Linked DNA regions of Homo sapiens: region 2 is linked to region 1. A link is an interaction called in ENCODE POLR2A ChIA-PET data of the cell type or tissue named here. Cell type or tissue: Panc1. All regions are shown on one strand. Links, peaks and the distances in the headings refer to the core of each region. The heading gives the core; the rest is flanking DNA.

What was found. ChIA-PET counts read pairs that join two places held together with the same protein. Peaks named below come from ENCODE experiments on the same cell type or tissue, not always from the same donor. Only the 100,000 strongest peaks of a DNase experiment are listed, where the experiment ranks them.
Region 2: POLR2A ChIA-PET joins it to region 1 with 6 read pairs; 2 of 35 experiments call an interaction of 5 or more read pairs at or near these places.

What each region holds. Positions count from the first base shown.
Region 1 is chr1:119,255,645-119,265,818 of GRCh38, forward strand. WARS2-AS1 (WARS2 antisense RNA 1) reads left to right here. Exons shown (of 7, transcript NR_125975.1): 5 at 5,803-6,072; 6 at 7,258-7,300. It overlaps LOC124904832 (small nucleolar RNA U13), which reads left to right and starts at 3,397; the gene lies at 3,397-3,497. It overlaps LOC107985192 (a long non-coding RNA gene), which reads right to left and starts at 297. Exons shown (of 2, transcript XR_001738199.2): 1 at 1-297. In Panc1, for the core only: no CTCF peak of the experiment used is centred there; no DNase peak of the experiment used is centred there.
Region 2 is chr1:119,406,366-119,416,539 of GRCh38, forward strand. It overlaps HSD3B2 (hydroxy-delta-5-steroid dehydrogenase, 3 beta- and steroid delta-isomerase 2), which reads left to right and starts at 8,785. Exons shown (of 4, transcript NM_000198.4): 1 at 8,785-8,837; 2 at 8,966-9,196. The coding sequence starts at 9,055. RefSeq lists promoters at 7,712-8,838, 8,262-8,979 and an enhancer at 8,552-9,751. In Panc1, for the core only: no CTCF peak of the experiment used is centred there; a DNase peak (open chromatin) is centred at 5,233.

The sequences.
Region 1 (10,174 bases), core at 1,539-9,538:
CAAAATTTTTGGAGTACAACTTGGCAACATATTTTAAAATTTTAAATGTCCTTTGATGCACTACTAGGAATTTATCCTAAATATATACTTACAAATGTAACCTAAGATGGACAGTATTGTAAAAATTGAAAATAACCTGAGTATTCATCAATTTTATCATTAAATAAAGTTATTTATTGCTACAGTTATCTTTTATTGCTTTTATTTAATTATTCATTAAAGTTACTGCTTTATTGCTACAGGAATACTATTTGGCCATTACTATATATATACATTTTTTTGAGACAGAGTCTAGCTAGCTCTGTCAACCAGGCTGGTGTGCAGTGGCGTGATCTCGGCTCACTGCAATCTTAGCCTCCTGGGTTCAAGCCATTCTCATGCTTCAGCCTATGGAGTAGCCAAGATTACAGGTACTTGCCAGCACGCCTGGCTAATTTTTGTATTTTCAGTAGAGACAGGGTTTCACTATGTTGGCCAGGCTGGTATTGAACTCCTTGGCCATTACAATCTTTTCTTTTCTTTTCTTTTCTTTTCTTTTCTTTTCTTTTCTTTTCTTCTCTTTTCTTTCTTTCTTTCTTTTTCTTTCTTTTTCTTTCTTTCTTTCTTTCCTTCTTTCTTTCTTTCTTCCTTCCTTCTTTCCTTCCACCTTGCCTTGCCTTGCCTTGCCTTGCCTTGCCCTGCCCTGCCCTGCCCTGCCCTGCCCTGCCCTGCCCTGCCTTTCTCTCTTTCTTTCTTTTTCTTCCTTTTTTATGGAGTTTTGCTCTTGTTGCCCAGGCTGGGGTGCAATGCTCTGATCTCGGCTCACTGCAACCTCCATCTCCCAGGTTCAAGTGATTCTCCTGCCTTAGCCTCCCAAGTGGCTGAGATTACAGGCGCCTGCCACCATGCCCGGCTAATTTTTATTTTTAGTAGAGATGGGGTTTCACCATGTTGGTTAGGCTGGTCTCAAACTCCTGACCTCAGGTGATCCGCCCTCTTCAGCCTCCCAAACTGCTGAGATTACAGGTGTAGGCCAGTGAGCCTGGCCAGCCATTACAATCTTAAAGTAGATGTCTATGTGTTGGGATAAAAATGTTTTCTCATATAAGTGAAGAAAGCAAGATGCAGAGTAGCATATTTAATATTATCTTATTTATAAATAAAAAAGATTATGGGTAACGTAGAGTGATAGATACATAAATAATTTTTCTGAAAGTTAACCAGAAAGTGTTAATAGTTGGGCACAAAGATCTGTTGGTGGTGGTATGACATGTTTTACTTTTCTTTTTCTACCTCTCTCTCTCTTTTTCTATGTGGCTACATTCCTATTATTTAAATAAAATAAATTAAAAAGTTAAAAGCACACTGCCATATGTTGTATGATAGAGGTGGTGGGTTCATGGGATACAAAGGACAGGCATCTGAACCAGGATAGACAAGGGTAATGTCAGAGAAGACTTCCTGTATCAAAGGATGCCTGGATCAAAGGATGCCTGGGCTTCATTTCTAAGGGTAAGAAGTTGTTAGATGAAGATTGAGGTATGGGTAAAGGAATGGTATTTGCAAAGGCATGGAGATGAGAGTGAAGGCCAGACATGTTTAAGAAATTGTTTTACAAATGTTTTGTTGGAGTGCAGAGTAGTCAGCAAATTAAAAAGTGGGATATGTAGGTGTCAAATCACCTAAGGCCTTAAATAGCCTCCTAAGGACTTTGGACTTTCTCCTAAAGCAAGGAGAAACAACTAAATAATTTTAAATGAAAAAGTGACCTGACTAAAATCCTTAAAACCTTACTGAATAAATGCGAAGTTGCTCAATAATCCAAGTATGTTAGAAGTCTCGCTGTATGCACAACATCGCAGAAGGGCCATCCTGGGTCAGCTAACCTGGGATGCAAAAAGTATAACTCCATTCCTTGGAAACAGCTTTAAAGATGTGAGTTCTTCACATAATATTTGTTCATTCATTTATTCATACTAATAAAAACAAATATTAAGTATATTTTTATATTGAGTATATGTTATAAGGAAAGCAAATATTCTAAGCTTTGAGAGCAAAGGTGCAAAATGCATTGTCTCTGTCATCAGAAAATTTAGAATGATAATCAAAGTGCAGTCTGATAAGTTCTACAGTGTACATAATATGGTGGAAACAGCAGAGGGAGTGCTTAACTTCTTGGAGGAATTAGAAAAGACTTTGCAAAAGTGGTGACATTTAAAATGGGCCTTAAGAGTTAAAAGGAGCTCTCTAGGTAAAAAGGGAGGCAGCAGGAATTACAGAGATAGAAAATAGCAACTAAGCTGAAAAGAAAAAAAAAAAAAACATTGGCACAGAAATGAGAAAAACGCATGACAAGAAAGGAACTTAGGCTAGACAGGTAAAGGAGGCAAGGGACAAAGGTGAAGTTGTGAAGGATTCATACTGATGCAGTTTGGGTGTGTGTCCCTTCCATACCTCATGTTGAAGTGTAATCCCCCGGCCAGGCACAGTGGCTCACGCCTGTAATCCCAGCACTTTGGGAGGCCAAGGTGGGTGAATCACAAGGTCGGGAGATCGAGACCATCCTGGCTAACACGGTGAAACACTGTCTCTACGAAAAATATAAAACATTAGCCAGGCGTGGTGGCAGGCACCTGTAGTTCTAGCTACTCAGGAGGCTGAGGCAGGAGAATGGCGTGAACCCCGGAGGTGGAGCTTGCAGTGAGCCGATATTACGCCACTGCACTCCAGCCTGGGTGACAGAGTGAGCCTCTGTCTCAAAAAAAAAAAAAAAAGAAATGTAATCCCCAATGTTGGAGGTGGGGCCTGGTGAGAGGTATTGGATCATGGAGATGGATCCCTCATGAATGGCTTAACACCATCCCCTTGGTGATGAGTGAGTTCTCACTCAGTTCATTCAAGATCTAGTTGTTTAAAAGAGTCTGAGACCTCCCCATTTTCACTCTTGGTCCCTCTCTGGCTTGTGACATGCCAGGTCCCCCTTGGCCTTCCACCTTAAGTGGAAGCTTCTGGAGGTCCTCACCTGAAGCAGATGCTGGCAGCAAGCTTCCTGTATAGCCTACAGAACTGTGAGCCAAAATAAACCTCTTTTTTTTTTTTTTTTTTTTTTGAGATGGAGTCTTGCTCTGTCGCCCAGGCTGGAGTGCAGTGGCACAATCTTGGCTCACTGCAAGCTCCGCCTCCCGGGTTCACGCCATTCTCCTGTCTCAGCCTCCCCAGTAGCTGGGACTACAGGCGCCTGCCACTACACCCAGCTAATTTGTTGTATTTTTAGTAGAGACAGGGTTTCACTATGTTAGCCAGGATGGTCTCGATCTCCTGACCTTCTGACCTGCCCCCCTCAGCCTCCCAAAGTGCTGGGATTCCAGGCGTGAGCCACCACGCCCGGCCATAAACCTCTTTTCTTTATGTTACCCAATTCTTTTGTAGTTCAAGAGTGTGATGATTGGCTGTTCATGAGCATGTATGAGATATGCCACCCTTGAACCTTGTTACATCAGCACATTATCTGCCTTACCTAAACAAAAAAATAATTATCCAGTCTCAGATATTCCTTTAGAGTAACGCAAACAGACTAATATACACGCGAACCTTGAAAAGAACTTCAGACTTTTTCATCCACAAGCCACAGGGAGCTGCTGACGGTTTTACAGCAGAAGAGGTGTTATGAGAAAATCTATGTTTTAGGAAGATAGCTGTAGAGGCTGTGAAGAAGGATTGGAGTCTGGAGCCGGCCCTTTAGGAGCTGTTAAAACAGTCCTGGCAAGAGATATGATGAAACTAACTCAATCCAGGGTCATGAGATTGGAGACAACAGGAGAGATCTGAGAAATGATTACAAAGAAGGTAGAAGATAACATGATTTATTGGATTTCTATCTTGCCCCCCAGGCTCTGAGATAGGTACTTTATACACCTTATTTTATTTACTCTTTTACTCTTTACAACAACAACCCCATGAGGTAGGTGTGATGTGTCCCTTAAGAAATTGAACATCTGGGAGGCTAACTCACTCAAGATCACACAGGCATTAAATGTCAGAGCCAGGATTTGAACCAATGTCTGCTAGATGCCAAAGCCCATGTGCTTTCTCTCTACTCAGATAGTACCAAGAGGACTTGATGAGTGATTACATATTTTCTCCAATTAGGGTTCCATCGTTGCTCACTTTCCTAAATTTTGTAGAAAGCCATGTGTGTGCTCCAGCCTCTAGCAGCCCTGAGGAAGAATGCATTCCACTAGGTTACATTGTGCTAAGGGAAGGAGTACTTCTTACATTAAGCAGAGTGTTGAGGCCAAGGAGTGTTCAACCTATCTAGGTGTATATTTGTTTTCTACTGTGGCTATAACAAATTATTATAAGCAGTTATCATAAATTGATACACATGTATTACCTTACAGTTCCATTAGTAGTCTACCATGCATCTCACCGGGCTAAGACTGACGCATCAGCAGGGCAGAGTTCCTTTCAGAAGGCTTTAGGGGAGAATTCTCTTCTTGACTTTTAGAGCTTCTAGAGGACACTACTGTGGCTCATGGCCCCCTTCCTTCAGCAAGGGCAGGTCGAGTCCCTCTTACATCTCATCCTCTGACCATCTTTACTGCTTCCCTCTTCCCCTTTAAAGGAGACTTGTAATTACATTGGGCCCACCTAGATAATCCAGGCTGGTTTCTCTACTTTAAGGTCAGGCGATTAGCAACCTTAATTTTATCTGCAAATTTAATTCCCTTTTGCCAAGAAAGGTAACATGTTTACAGGTTCTGGAGATTAGGACATGGATACTTTGGAGGCCATTATTCTGCCCAACATGCAGTTCTGTATGATGATTTAGATTTGAATCTTGTATTGCTAGTTTTAGAAATTTACAAGAAGAGGGTCAGGGAAGAAGTGGTGAGTAAAGAGTTAACTAGCCATCCAACAAGCACAATGACCTCTTGACAATCTTGAGCGTGGTGTAGACTGTTGGGCCAAGAGCTGGGCCGTTGGGGTAGGCAGTTCACATCTTCGAAGAAATGCTCATCAAACCATGACCGGTGGAAACCAGGACACCAGTCACCTGGGAAACCAAGTAAACATAAACATACAGCCATCCATCACTGCCATCTGGAAGAAATTGGGTAGTGAGGGTCTTCCTGTTAGGCCTTACTTCAGTATTTATTTGTGTAGCTGGAGATCCCAGACCAGCCTTTCTGTCAGCGATGCTTCAGTGAGGAGCATGGGGCTGAATCTCAGCTTGGAATTAAAACATACCACCTTTCTGTGTGAATGTGGATGTAAATATTACCAGCAGACAGGTCACTCAAGAGATAGGTGCCCATATTTCCAAGTCTAAACAATCTCTGTAGGTCAAACAGGGAGGCCCCGTGTGCTTGTTGGCAACACCACCTTTAGCAGAAGTCTGAATTCCCAGTGAATGCTGCCTGTGTTCTGCTCTATCGAGGAACTATGGCCTCCAGAAGCGTTGCCCTACAAGCTCCATCCTAGTTAATGACTTCAGGCAGAAATGTGCAGGGAAAAGTTGGTTTCAGTTGGGTCCACTGTATGAGGTGATATGTAAGTTTTATGGGCTCTCCTCCCGGGATTCCTTGCTTTTGACTGAGAATGTGTTTTCAGTTGTTGCTCCAATCCATCGGTGGTGATAGATTTGCCCAGCTCCCTGCATATGTTCTCGCCCTGTTCCCCAAGTGATTCAAAGCATATTTACAAGACAGCTGGCTTGGGTTTACAGGGAGCAAGTCTGAGGCATGGATCAGAGCAGAGTGAAGTGACCCATACAGGGAACAAACTTATGACCTTGGCCTCCTAAGCACTATCTCCTTACAGATTCAGCTAATACAGCTCCCGAAAGCCTGCCCTTCATCTAAGTCCACATGCGACATTGAAACACTCAAAGGCAGCCTGGCAGCAGCAAGAAGAAAAACATTCAAACCAAGTTAGATTTCCTGGCATCATGTTGTTTGTTCTTAACCTGAAGATACATTTGGGGACCCCTAGTCTGGTGACACTGAATTAGAGTCAGTCAAACACTTTCTTGATGACCATGGAATACTGTGAGCTACAAGAGACTCTCCCATCCTCATCTATGGTTACAGTGTAAGCTCCTGAAGGGCTTGGCCTGTGTTGTACTCAGTCCTTGGCACAGAACAGATGTTTAAAGCATGTCAGTGAAATTAACTTTAAAAATGGATAAATTTGTGAGATAAATTCAATTTTTACATGTACCCTGACTTTACTTTGAAAAGCCAAATTCTAAAAAATTTTTATATTCCTTATCACTTATTTCACGGACAGCAAATACCCTAGGGTAATACTGCCCAATAGAAATGTAGCACAAGCCTCAAATACAAGCCACATACATACTTTTACATTTTTTAGTAGCCACATTAAAATAAGTAAAATTAAATAGATAAAATTAATTTTCATACTATATTTTATTTAACCCAATATATCAAAAATATTGTAATTTCACATGCATGTCACATAAACATTATCAATGAGCCATTTTTCATTTTTTTTATAACAACTCTAGCAGCCCATCTCAATTTGAACTAGCTTAATAGCCACATGGGGCTTACTGCTACTGTATTCAACAGCACAGCTCTGGAACCCTCTTCATTTTCCTTTCTCTCTTCCTTTTCATTTGTCTTTCCACTGCTTACGCCCTGTGCCCCTACTTGCTCCCCTCCTCTTCCCTCTTCTGTACTATCAGTTTCATTCAGAAATGCCCTCCCCATACCTCTGCCACCTCAATCGCACCCACCCTGCTAGGTGGGATCAGATACATCTGCTAGGACAGTCTCAAGACTGGTTAATATTATGATTAATTAACATCCAAATAGCCCTTAGTAAAGAATCCTTACTTTCATTGGCTCATTAATAATGGCATGTAATAAGTGCCATTATTTCCTCTTTATTGTTGAAGAAACAGGTTCAATTTCAAACTATTCAGTGGTAGAGCAAGGACTTGGAAGCAGGTGTTCTGGGTTCAGAGCTTCCCACCATGCCACACACATGCTGCCATTGCAGAAAGAAACCTCCACTCGGTGGCTTCCCTCACTCCCTTCTGACGGGAAAGAAAGAAAATTAAATAGCAGGTCCAGTAAATTATAACATGTGCTGTAATAGGATAGGTAGAGGGTTCTAGGAGAGCATTTGGAAAGGGCATTTAACCTATCTTGGGGGAAGTCACAGGAGATATGGGATTGCAGAGCAGAATGAAGTGACCCATACAGGGAATAAACCTATGACCTTGGCCTCCTAATCTCTCTCTCCTTACAGATTCAGCTTCTGATGGGGTTGCTTCTGAAAAGACCCCGGTGAGGTAAGTCATAGTTTTAATCAACTGCCATGTTATAGTTTATTTCAGGCAAGTGGTTTAGGCACTGTCACATTATAAATGTCATTACTAGCTAAGACTGGCCTGAGGCTCAGTGAGCCACAGACAGTTTGAGAATATCTGCCTAACTCTTTCCTAAGCCCATTATTGTAGAAGCTGCCCTGATTTTGGTGGGGACCTTCAGATCCTGAGAAGAAAAGGTAGACTTGTGGAAAAACACATTTCTCCTGTGCCATTTGCATGCAGCTCCCAACTTTCCATTATTATGCTCATTTTAGAGCTCCAAGCATCATGCCTGGACCCCTTAAGTCCTGCTTTCAGGAAGAGATTGAATTCATCTTTATTCTTTTCTTTCTGCTTTTTAAGCAGTAGCAGTATGGTAACACTTCTCAATTTTATTTCCAGCTATACCTATGGCCTCAATTTTCTTCCCAGCGATGTTCTCAGGTAGACTTAATTCTGGTTGTTTTGCAGCTTTAAGTTTTGCACAGTCTTGCTGGCCTACAGTGCCCCTTTGCTTGGAACTCTGATGCTGTGATTTTCCTCTTGAAATCCAAATCATCTTTGGAAAAGGCAACCAGTTTCTCACCCAAGCCATGTCCAAACAGGTCTGGTCCCCAGACCATATCTGGCATGAAAAGAGGCTCAGTGTAGCACACAATAGATGACTGTAGTCTAATTTTAGACCGGATGGTTGACCATGTCTCCTCCCTGTGATCCTATCTCTTACCTCTCAGACCAACTCCTTAGGGAGGGACCCTGACAAGCATCAAGAACATACAGAAATAAATACATGTCCTAAAACATAGAGATAATCCTGCTATTATCCTGATTAAGACATTTTTCACAGTTCAGTATACTCTACAAAATGAAGTCCAAACTCTTTAACCATGTAACAAAGCCCTTCATGTTTCCTCCCTCCCCAGCCTCCCCTTCTATCATACCTCATACCCTACACACCAAACATACAAATGTCCCTGTAGTTTCCTGAAAACACCAGGTGGTTCAGGCCTGCCATCTCCATACCTGAGCTGCCAGTTCTTTCACCCTCATTTCTGTGCACCTTGCCAACACATACTCACATACAGAATCTCACCTGGACCCCCCACCCTCAGCCAAAACTGATCGTTCCTTCTTTTGTGAATCCTGACACTGTCCACATCTTTAGCATAAAGCCTGTAACATGCTGCTGCATTTTTTATTTACAGAGTTAAATGAAAGGGACCTGGGGGCAAGGACTATTCCTGAGTTATCAACTCTCCTTTGCCTATCAAGATGTCTGTGCATAAATAAGCATTTTATTTACTGATAATCGAAAGGAAGAATAGATAAAGACGTAGAGTGATGCCCTACCATAGAGAAAGGGTTATATATATATATATATATATATATATATATATATACACACACACACACACATATGTGTATGTATATATATACACGTGTGTGTCAGGATTCACAAAAGAAGGAACGATCAGTTTTGGCTGAGGGTGGGGGGTCCAGGTGAGATTCTGTATGTGAGTATGTGTTGGCAAGGTGCACAGAGATGAGGGTGAAAGAACTGGCAGCTCAGGTATGGAGATGGCAGGCCTGAACCACCTGGTGTTTTCAGGAAACTACAGGGACATTTGTATGTTTGGTGTGTAGGGTATGAGGTATATATATACACATATGTGTGTGTATATATATACACATATGTGTGTGTATATATATACACATATGTGTGTGTATATATATACACATATGTGTGTGTATATATATACACATATGTGTATATATGTGTTTATGTGTATATGTGTATATATGTGTATATGTAAATGTATATATGTGTGTATATATACGTATATATGTATATGTATATGTGTATATATACACATATATATATACGTATCTGAGCATCTTTTATCAGATCAATCTACATAAAAGTATGTGTGTGTGTGTGTGTGTGTGTGTGTGTGTGTATATATATATATTTTTTTTTTTTTTTTGACAGAGTCTTGCTCTGTTGCCCAGGCTGGAGTGCAGTGGTGTGATCTTGGCTCACTGCAACCTTCACCTCCCAGATTCAAGCGATTCTTGTGCCTTAGCCTCCTGAGTAGCTGGGATTACAGGCCCCTACCACCACGCCCGGCTAATTTTTGTAATTTTTGTAGTGACGGGGTTTCACCATGTTGACCAGGCTCGTCTTGAACTTCTGACCTCGGGTGAGCCACCTGCCTCGACCTCCCAAAGTGCTGGGATTACAGGCGTGAGCCACTGCAGCTGGCTATATATATACAGTTGGCTGGGCGTGGTGGCTCACACCTGGAATCCCAGCAATTTGGGAGGCCAAGGCGGGCAGATCGCTTGAGCTCATGAGTTCAAGATCAGCTGGGGGAACATGGCAAAACCCTGTCTCTACAAAAAATACAATTAGCTGGGAGTGCTGACGTGCACCTGTAGTCTAGGGAGGCTGAGGTGGGAGGATCTCTTGAGCCCAGGAGGCAGAAGTTGCGATGAGACAAGATCATGCCACTGCACTCCAGCCTGGGCAACATAGTGAGACTCTGTCTCAAAAAAAAAAAAAAAAAAGACAGGGTTTTTCTATGTTTCCCAGGCTGGACTGGACTTGAACTCCTAAGCTCAAGTGATCCTCCTGCTTCAACCTCCCAAGAGAAAGGATTTTACTCCACTTGTCCCTCACTTAGCTAGCTCTTTTATCTAGGAGATTTTTTTAAAATCTAAGCATGATCAAAGTTCTGGGACTTTTTGATGGCCTGGAAGATAAAAGGAACCAGGACATCCTGGAAGAGAAAAGCAAGTTGCTGATAGTGTAGCATTTCCACTGGGCTTAAGGAAAAAGTATTAAAGAGACCCTCA
Region 2 (10,174 bases), core at 1,352-9,351, 150 kb after region 1:
TCAAAGAACACCTGGGAAATTCATTGCAAAAAGATCACTGCCTAGGCACACTGTCATTAGGTTATCTAAAGTCAAGATGAAGGAAAGAATCTTAAGAGCTGTGAGGCAAAAGCACCAGGTGCTTTTTCCTTATAGGCAAAACCCATAAAGGAAAACCTATCAGATTAACAGCAGATTTCTCAGCAGAAGGGATTGGGGCCCTATCATCAGCCTCCTTAAACGACACAATTATCAGCCAAGAATTTTGTATCCAGCAAAACTAAGCTTCATAAATAAAGGAAAGATACAATCTTTTTCTGACAAATAAATGCTGAGAGAATTCACCACTACCAAGCCACCACTACAAAAACTGGTAAAAGAAGCTCTAAATCTTAAGACAAATCCTGAAAATACATCTAAACAGAACCTCTCTAAAGCATAAATCTCACAAGACCTATAAAACAAAAATACAATAAAAAGAACCTCAAGGTGTACAGGCAACAAATAGCATAATGAATGGAACAGTATCTCAAATATCAATACTAATGTTGAATATAAATGGCCTAAATGTTTCACTTAAAAGATACAGTATTGCAGAATGGATAAGAATTCACCAGCCAAGTATCTGCTGCCTTCAAGATACTGACCTAACACGTAAGGACTCATATAAACTTAGGGTAAAGGGGTGGAAAAAGACATTTCATGCAAATGGACACCAAAAGTGAGCAAAAGTAGCTATTCTTATGTCAGACAAAACAAACTTTAAAGCAACAGCAATTAAAAAAAGGAAAAGAGGGACATTGTATAATGACAAAAGGCCTTGTCCAACAGATAAATGCCACAATCCAAAATGTAAATGCAGCTAACACTGGAGGTCCCAAATTTATAAAACAATTACTACTAGACCTAAGAAGTGAGATAGACAGTAACACAATAATAGTAGGGGACTTCAATACCCCACTGACAGAACTAGACAGGTCATCAAAACAAAAGTCAACAAAGAAACTATAGATTTAACTATACCCTGGAACAAATGGACTTAACATATATTTACAGAGCATTCTACCGAACAACTTCAGAATATACATTCTATTCATCAGTGCATGGAACTTTCTCCAAGACAGACCATATGATAGGCCGCAAAACAAATCTCAATAAATTTAAGAAAATTCAGATTATATCAAGTACACTCTCAGACCACAGTGGACTAAAATTGGAAATAAACTTCAAAAGGAACCTTCAAAACCAAGCAACTACATGGAAATTAAATAACCTGCTCCTGAGTGATCATTGGGTCAACAATGAAATCAAGAAAAAAATTAAAGAATTCTTCAAACTAAATGATAATAATGGCATAACATATCAAAATTTCTGGGATACAGCAAAGGCAGTGCTAAAAAGAAAGTTCATAGCCTTAAATGCCTACATCAAAAATCTGAAAGAGCACAAATAGATAATCTAAGGTCATACCTACAGAACTAGAGAAACAAGAACAAACCAAATCCAAACCCAGCAGAAGAAAGAAAAAAACAAGAACAGAGCAGAACTAAATAAAATTGAAACAAAAAATAGAAATGATAAATAAAATAAAAAGGTGGATCTTTAAAAAGATAAATAAAATTGATAGACCATTAGCAAGATTAACCAGGAAGAGAGCCAAATAAGTTCAACTAGAAACAAAACAGGAGACATTCCAACCAACACCACAGAAATACAAAAGATTATTCAAGGCTACTATGAACACTTTAATGTGCATAAACTGAAAAAGCTAGAGGAGATGGATAAATTCCTGGAAAGATACAATCATCCTAGCTTAAATCGGGAAGAATTCGAAACCCTGAACAGACCAATAACAAGCAATGAGGATGAAAAGGTAATGAAAATATTATCAACAAAAAAAATGTCCAGGACCAGATGGATTCACAATGCATTTCTACAAGACACTCAAAGAAGAATTGGTACCAATCCTATTGACACTATTCCACAAGACTGAGAAAGAGGGAATCCTCCCTAAACCATTCTATGAAGCTAGTGTCACCCTAATACCAAAACCAGGAAAGAACATGACAAAAAAAAGAAAACTACAGAGCAATATCCCTGATTAACATAGATGCAAAAATCTTTCACAACATATTAGCTAACTGAATCTAACAGCATATCAAAAAGATAATCCGCCATGGTCAAGTGCATTTCATACCAGGGATGCAGGGATGGTTTAACATACACAAGTCAATAAATGTGATACACCACATAAACAGAATTAAAAACAAAAAAATCACATGATCATTTCAACAAACACAAAAAAAGCATTTGACAAAATTCAACATCCCCTTATGACTAAAACCCTCAGCAAAATTGGCATACAGGAAACATACCTCAATGTAATAAAAGCCATCTATGACAAATCCACAGCCAACAAAATACTGAATGGGGAAAAGTTGAAAGCATTCCCTCTGAGAACTGGAACAAGACAAGGATGCCTACTCTCACCACTTCTATTCAACACAGTACTGGAAGTCCTAGCAAGGGCAGTCAGACAACAGAAAGAAAGAAAGGGCATCCAAATCGGTAAAGAGGAAGTCAAACTCTTGCTGTCTGCTGACAATATGATTGTATATCTACAAAACCCTAAAGACTCCTCCAGAAAGCTCCTAGAACTGACAAATCTCAAATAAATTTAAGAAAATTATAAAAGGCCTTGTCCTTTTATCATTTGCTGAATTTGGCACAAAATTTCAGGATACAAAATTAATGTATGCAAATCAGTAGCTCTGCTATATATTAACAGCTACCAAACTGAGAACCAAATCAAGAACTCAACCCCTTTTACAATAGCTGCAAAATAATAATAATAATAATAAAATACTTAGGAATATACCTAACCAAGTAGGCGAAAGACCTCTACAAGGAAAACAACAAAACACTGCTGAAAGAAATCATAGATGACTCAAACAAATGGAAACACATCCCATGCTCATGAATGGGTAGAATCAGCATCGTGAAAAAATTGTAGACTGCAAAAAGCGATCTACAAATTAAATGCAATTCTCATCAAAATACCACCATTATTGTTCACAGAACTAGAGAAAACAATCCTAAAATTCATATGAAATCAAACAAGAGCCTGCATAGCCAAAGTAATACTAAGCAAAAAGAACAAATCAAAGGTATGAATACCAGGAGGCAGAGATCAATGGTGCCACCTTAGAGGCTGCCTATCATACCATTATTGTCAGCCTCTGGAGCACCTGGTTGAATGGCATCTATGTAACCTCTCCCACCAAGATAATTGGCAGACAGCATAGTAAGTAGAAAATGGAAATGAGATTTTACTAAACCCTTCTCCTTCCTCACTTCGAAGGCCTTCTGGGAAAGACAGCAAAGTTGAGCTCATATAAACCAAAAGCTCTGGCCCCAGCTCTACCTGCATGGTGGGGGGAATGGCCCATTCTTCCTTACTTCTGACAACTGGCTCTTCAAATACACTTCAAATACCTGGGAACCTATTCATATCCATCCTCTGAATGGGAAGAAAATTGCTTCTCCTTGGCAAACAGCTTTGGCCTGGGCAATGGTCCCAATCTGTCATTAGTATGAGAAACTTTCCAGTATTTTCATTTTTGTGGTCACTGTTCTCTTCTATTTCCTTTTATGTATTAGTTCATAAGCACTATGTTTCAAAAGGACTAAGATATTCTAGAGTCCTTGATTGTTCACTCATCTTTCCATTCATTTTTTAAATAAACATTTATTAAGTTCCTTTATATGTCAGATGTTATGAAAATTCTCATGGTAATAAAAAGATGTATGAGACATAGACATTTTATTTAGTCAAACACTCAACAATGTTTCAACATCTACTCTGTACACGGTGCTAAGGATCAATAAAGGAGTAGTCCAGTTTTAAGACAACACAACAAAAACAAACTCTCAACTCCACTGGCTGTAACACCTTTCTACTGAGATCTTCATGGCACAAATTATTGATGAACAGGTATTTTTTTTTAGTGGTCACTCTCTTCACTTTTTCCTTCTACTCCTCAACGCACAGATGAATTGTGGGTTGTACTTTCCAGTTGAACTTTCAACCCAAATATTCGAGGAAATTGCTCTTACCAAATTACTTAGGATGTTGCCAAAACCAATGGTCAATTCTCTTCCTATTGTATTTGATGCACCAGCAGCATCCATCATAGTGGACCACGCTCCTCTTGAAACACTTTCTCCAGTTGACTTTTACAATGCCATCCCCTCCTAATTTTCCTCCTGCCACCAACTTCTACTCAGTATCTTTAGCTGGCCCCTCCTCCTCTTTTCAACCTCTAAATGTTGATATATCTATTCCAGGATTCAGTCTGGAAACTTTTCCTTTTATCCATGAATATTATTACCCTAGCTTATTTCATCTAGTCCTGTGCCTTTAAAAATTATTATATGCTTCTCACATACAAATTGACCTCTCTAGGACTAGCACAGGGGGTGTAATTATCCTAAAGTAACCCAGAATTTTAATAAGCTGGCCAAGAAGAGGGATTTTCCTTTTTCCAGCATGAGGGACTGTGCCTAATATAGCTCCCTGTAGAATGGGTGTCTTCTCCCCTAAGAAAAGGGAAACTCTTTGCATGAGTCCCAAGGACTCTAGGTGCTGGGTAGTTGATTTTCGCAGACAATCTTGTGAATAGCTGGCACCTAAATCCAGACTGTTTCACGCCAACAGCCTGTATTCCTCCCTTGAGGATCCTGTGTCCTTGTGCTTACATCATAAAAAGTTATAATAAGGGATGTAAGCCTGTGTCCTTGTGCTTACATCATAAAAAGTTATAATAAGGGAGATTAGTGTTCCTACACTGGAATGAATACTCACATTGTTAGCCCAGCAATTTCCTAACAATTTATGCATCAGCATAAGATAGGAGGATGGGGAAATCATGCTGCCTATTCTTTTGCTGATCAGTAATCTTTGTGAGTTTTCCTAATACAGCATATTATTTAACCCGTGATCATCATATTGAGAAATTCTTTACAAACTCTGATGCCAATAGGTGGTAACTCAGATGAGTATCACTTTACACAGCATGCTGACCTTCTCTGAGCATGTGGAGGACAATTTCATTGTCTCAGGATTGCATGTATGAAAGACTATCATTTTTTCCATTGAATTTGCTTTTGTCAAAATCAATTGGTCGTACGAATTTAGGCCATTAACTCACACATAAGCAAAAATTCTCTCAACATGGATTATAGGCCTAAATGTAAGGGCTAAACTATACACTTCTTGAAGAAATCAGAGATTAATACATACATGACACTGGATTAGGCAAAAGCCCAAATTTTCCTGGTAGAAGGAAAAAAGTCGAAAAATGAGACATGATCAAAACTAAAAATGTTTACATGTTAAAAGACATCAATAAGAAAATGAAAAGATAAGCCACAGACTGGAGGAAAAAAATTTAAATCATATATTTGATAAAGGACTCATATCCAGAATGTAAAATGCACTCACAACTAAACAACAAAAAGAAAAATAACCCAATTTTAAAATGAGCAAGATATTTGAATAATCATTTCACCAAAAAGGTGTAGGAATGGCCAATAAAGTACAGAAAAGATGGTGAGCATCATCAGTCAGCAGGGAAATACAAATCAAAACTACAATGTGACACCACTTCTTACCCACTAGAATGCTATACTAAAAATAAAACAATAACAATTGGAGGAAGTGAAAGCACAATGATGTGGGAAAATTGAAATACTCATGCATTGTTGATGGGACAGGCAGCCATGTTCAAAAACATTTTGGCTGTTCCTTAAAACATTAAAGATGCACTTACCATATGACCTAGCAGTTTTACTCCTGTCAACCCTAAAGAAATAAAAATGTATGTCTACACAATACATGAATGTGAATATTCATAGCAGCTTTATCCATAATGCACTTTGGGAGGCCAAGGTGGGCAGATCATGAGGTCAAGAGATCGAGACCATCCTGGCCAACATGGTGAGACCTTGTCTCTCCTAAAAATACAAAAATTAGCTGGGCATGGTGGCGTGCACCTGTAGTCCCAGCTACTCGGGAGGCTGAGGCAGGAGAATCGCTTGAACCCAGGAGGCGGAGGTTGCAGTGAGCCGGGATTATGCTACTGCACTCCAGCCTGGTGACAGAGTGACACTCCATCTCAAAAAAAAAAAAAAAAAAGGGGGGGAAACACATAAATATCTATCAACTGATAAATGAATAAACTAATGGCAGCCATCCATACAATTTAATAGAATTTGCCACCTAAAAGGAATGAAATATTGATACATGCTACAACATAGATGAAACACATAAGTATATTAAGCTATGTGAAAGAAGGCAGATGCAAAAGACCACATATTACATGATTCTAGTTATATGGTGTCCAGAAAATCAAATCTGTGGAGTCAGGAAGTCATGAGGGCTGCCTAGAGCTGGGGGCTGGGAATAAGAGGTGGCAAATGATAAGCATGAGGGATTTCTTAGGAAAGATAGAAATGTTCCAAAACAGGATTGTGATGATGGTTACACAAGTCTAAAATTTTACTAAAAATAATTGAACTGTACACTTAAAATGGGAATGTTATAATATGTCAATTATACTTCAGTAAAGCTGTTTAAAAACAGAAAGTTGGTAGTGTGGCCCCCAGCAGCCTTGCTCTTTGTCCTACTGCTCACTTTCCTAAAGAAAGCAAAATATTTATTGGTTTAAAGAAAGCTTACAGTTATTGCTTCCACTCAGACTCCAAGAGACACTGCCTGAACTCTAAGAGCCTCCAGAACTCTCAACAGCTGAAGGAACATTTGGTCCCACCCTGAAGGTCATGGGGGTCTGTAAGGTGCACTCCAGCATCTGATATGGCAGGCAAAGGTGTGTGATGCACCTGGGTGGTTTCAGATAGTGCTCCACAAGTCCCAGGGCCCGTGTCTAGTTCTGAGAGCTTCAGAAGACAAGCTGCTACACCTTGCATCACAGGACCAACCTTTCCTAGGCAAGTGGGTTTGAAGCATTGGCAGCCAGGTTCCAAGTAGAAGGTGAATGTCTACACACAGGAGAAAGGCAAGACCCAGAATGGGGAGTCAAGCTAAATCATTTGTAGAGTATGACTTCCAACAACTTCAGAAAGCATTCTTTTGAAGTGCTTATGGCATTTCCACCAACATAGACCATAGGCTGGACCATAAAACAAATCTCAATATATATCAAAGAATCAAAATCATACAGAGTATATGCTCTGGCCACAATAATATTTAATTAGAAATACATAACAATAAGAAAATCCCCAGTTTTAGAAAACATGCAACATGCTTCTCAATAACACTTGGGTCAAAGAAGACATCACAAGAAAAAATTCAAAACGTCAGTAACTGAATAATGATAACCCAATGCATCAAAATGTTGGATACAGCTAACATAGTGTTTAGAGAGAAATTTACAACTTTAAATGCCTATGGTGGAAATGAGCAAAGAAGTAAAGTCAATTATCTATGCTTTTATCATAAGAACCCTGAAAAAGAAGAGTAAAATAAACCCAAAGTTAATAAACATTTAAGCCAATAATAAAAATAATGAAAATCATGAAATAGAAAAATGAACAAACAATAGAGACAATCAGTGGTCAATTTTTCTGTACTCCATGAACAAAACTTCAGTTCAGAATGATTTTATATTTAAATATATATCCAGAATCACAAAGATCTTAGAAGAAAAAATTAGGAAAATATAGGAATAAAGTGGGAACTCTGTGGGAATAAAAATCAGAAAGTAATTGCCTACCAGGTAAACTCGGGGGAGGGCAGGCAATTGACTAAGAACAGGCAGATAAAACTTTCTGGAGTGAAGGAAATGGTGGTCTTCTTTTCGTTGGTACTTACATGGACATATATAACTGTCAAGGTTCATTGACAATGAACACTTAAGTGTACACTGAACGCTTAAGATCTGGGCCTTGTAATGCCCAGATTACATCTACTTAAAAAAACTACATCTCTATTTTTTTAAGTAGAGAAAAGTGTCTTGGGGAGTTTATGGCAGTGATGTTTGGGCAGACTGGGGCATAGGTTTCAGAAGCATTCATAGCATCTTCAGTTCAACAATTTGCTAAGAATGGTTTTGCAGCCAAAAATGTAAGATGAGTGCAAATATCTATGATTAGAGTCATTGGGCATACAACTACAAATCCCCACACTTGTATTACAGGCCATATGATTAATTCGTTATCACTAGATACCTTTCCTTCAATGAGGTTCTTCCATTAGGAACCCAGAGCTCTCCAGGGAAAAATTGCAATTGAGGTTTTGGATATATTGGGTGGAAAAGAAAGTCACCTCACATAAAACTTAGTGATTGGAGCTGTCACCATTGAAAATTTCTAAACTTTGCAAGACAGCAGTGACGTTTCAAATGACACTCTCAGAGAGTTGATAATGGGCTAAAATAGATCTCCCTCCAGGTGGATTTACTGTACAAGGACAACATTTACATTGCACTTGGAGACTTCTCCCAGTTTGGTTTAAGTTCACAGATTGCAGATCCCAGACAGCTGGTATCAACTGACCAGTGTTCTGTTAAGGCTAAAGCCAAGACTCTTTATCACACTGTGGCCTTAAGATTGGATTTCTCTTCCTGTTCCTGGGAAGAATTAGAGATATAACCTAAAGGTCACTATTATTCTGAGAAAAGGGATTCTGGAGGAGGAGGGAGCAATGAGTATGTGGCAGGAGTTCAAGGTAATAAGGGCTGAGACACAAGCCACAGAGCATAAAGCTCCAGTCCTTCCTCCAGGGATGAGGCAGTAAGGACTTGGACTCCTCTGTCCAGCTTTTAACAATCTAAGTTACGGTTAGAGCTTTCTCCTTTTCTTTCAACTACTCCTGGCAGTTGTGGGGTCATGGAATTTTTGTAAAAAATGGGGTGGAGGAAAATAAGGCATCTGCTGAGTGTATAACCATTTTACCTCTTGTTTTTAGCCCTCTTCTGGGTCACGCTAGAATCAGATCTGCTCTCCAGCATCTTCTGTTTCCTGGCAAGTGTTTCCTGCTACTTTGGATTGGCCACGATGGGCTGGAGCTGCCTTGTGACAGGAGCAGGAGGGCTTCTGGGTCAGAGGATCGTCCGCCTGTTGGTGGAAGAGAAGGAACTGAAGGAGATCAGGGCCTTGGACAAGGCCTTCAGACCAGAATTGAGAGAGGAATTTTCTAGTAAGTAAACTTGAGTCATGGGTCTGTGGCTCCATCTTAAACTCTGCATGGGTGTGGGGAGGTTGACCTTGTCTAGCAAGTTAAGGAAAGTTGTAGCCAAATGAAAGCCAGTCACACATCTAAAGTCATCAGAAAGGAAATAGAATAAAATGGTATAGTGTGAAAGATACTGGATGGGGTGTCCAGAGACTGGATTCTGGCCCTGACGCAGAACTTGAGAGGCAGCCATGTCAGCCTCAAGGCCCCTTTTCTTCTCTTCTAGAGAGTCACACATGAGTTCTCCTTCTTGTCTACAACTCTTATGTTCTGAAGCTTTTTGTCTTGGCGATTGCTGTGCGACATTCACAAAGGACATCATTTACCTGGAGACCTCACCAGTGGGTCCTGCCTGTCTAGACTGCCCCAGGCTTCATTTCATTTTATAGCTTCCTTAGTATCTTTAGTGAGGGCAAAATAAAAGGAAGTGAAGGTACGGATGTGTGTGTAATTGTGTGTGTGTGTCAGACAGAGAAAGAAAATGAGGGGGAAAGAAGGTCAGAGACAGAGAATGAGAAAGACAGAGAATGAATGAGAAAGATAGTGTGAGGGAGAGCATCAGCAAGAGAGAGAGAGTGAAAGTGAGAGAGATCATCAGTGAGAGAGAGAGAAAGAGAGAAAGAGAGCATGCACAAGTGCACGGCACAGAGCAGAGACAGAGTAAAAGGCAGTATGAGGCCAACATGCCTCATTTATATTTCTCATATATAGCCTTTTTAAAAAAAAACCATTTGTATCTGTTGTTCAATACTCCAAATAAATTGACTGCAGAATTTGCTGTAGTAACTCTTTGTGCAAATAACCCTGTGAGGAAGGTAGAAAAGGGGTCACCTCCAACTGGACAATGAACCCATCAAGTTCCAGAAACATAAAGTTACTTGCCAAGAACAGCTGATTAATGTGTAGCAGAGCTCAGACCAGAGCTTCATTCCAGAAGCTTCA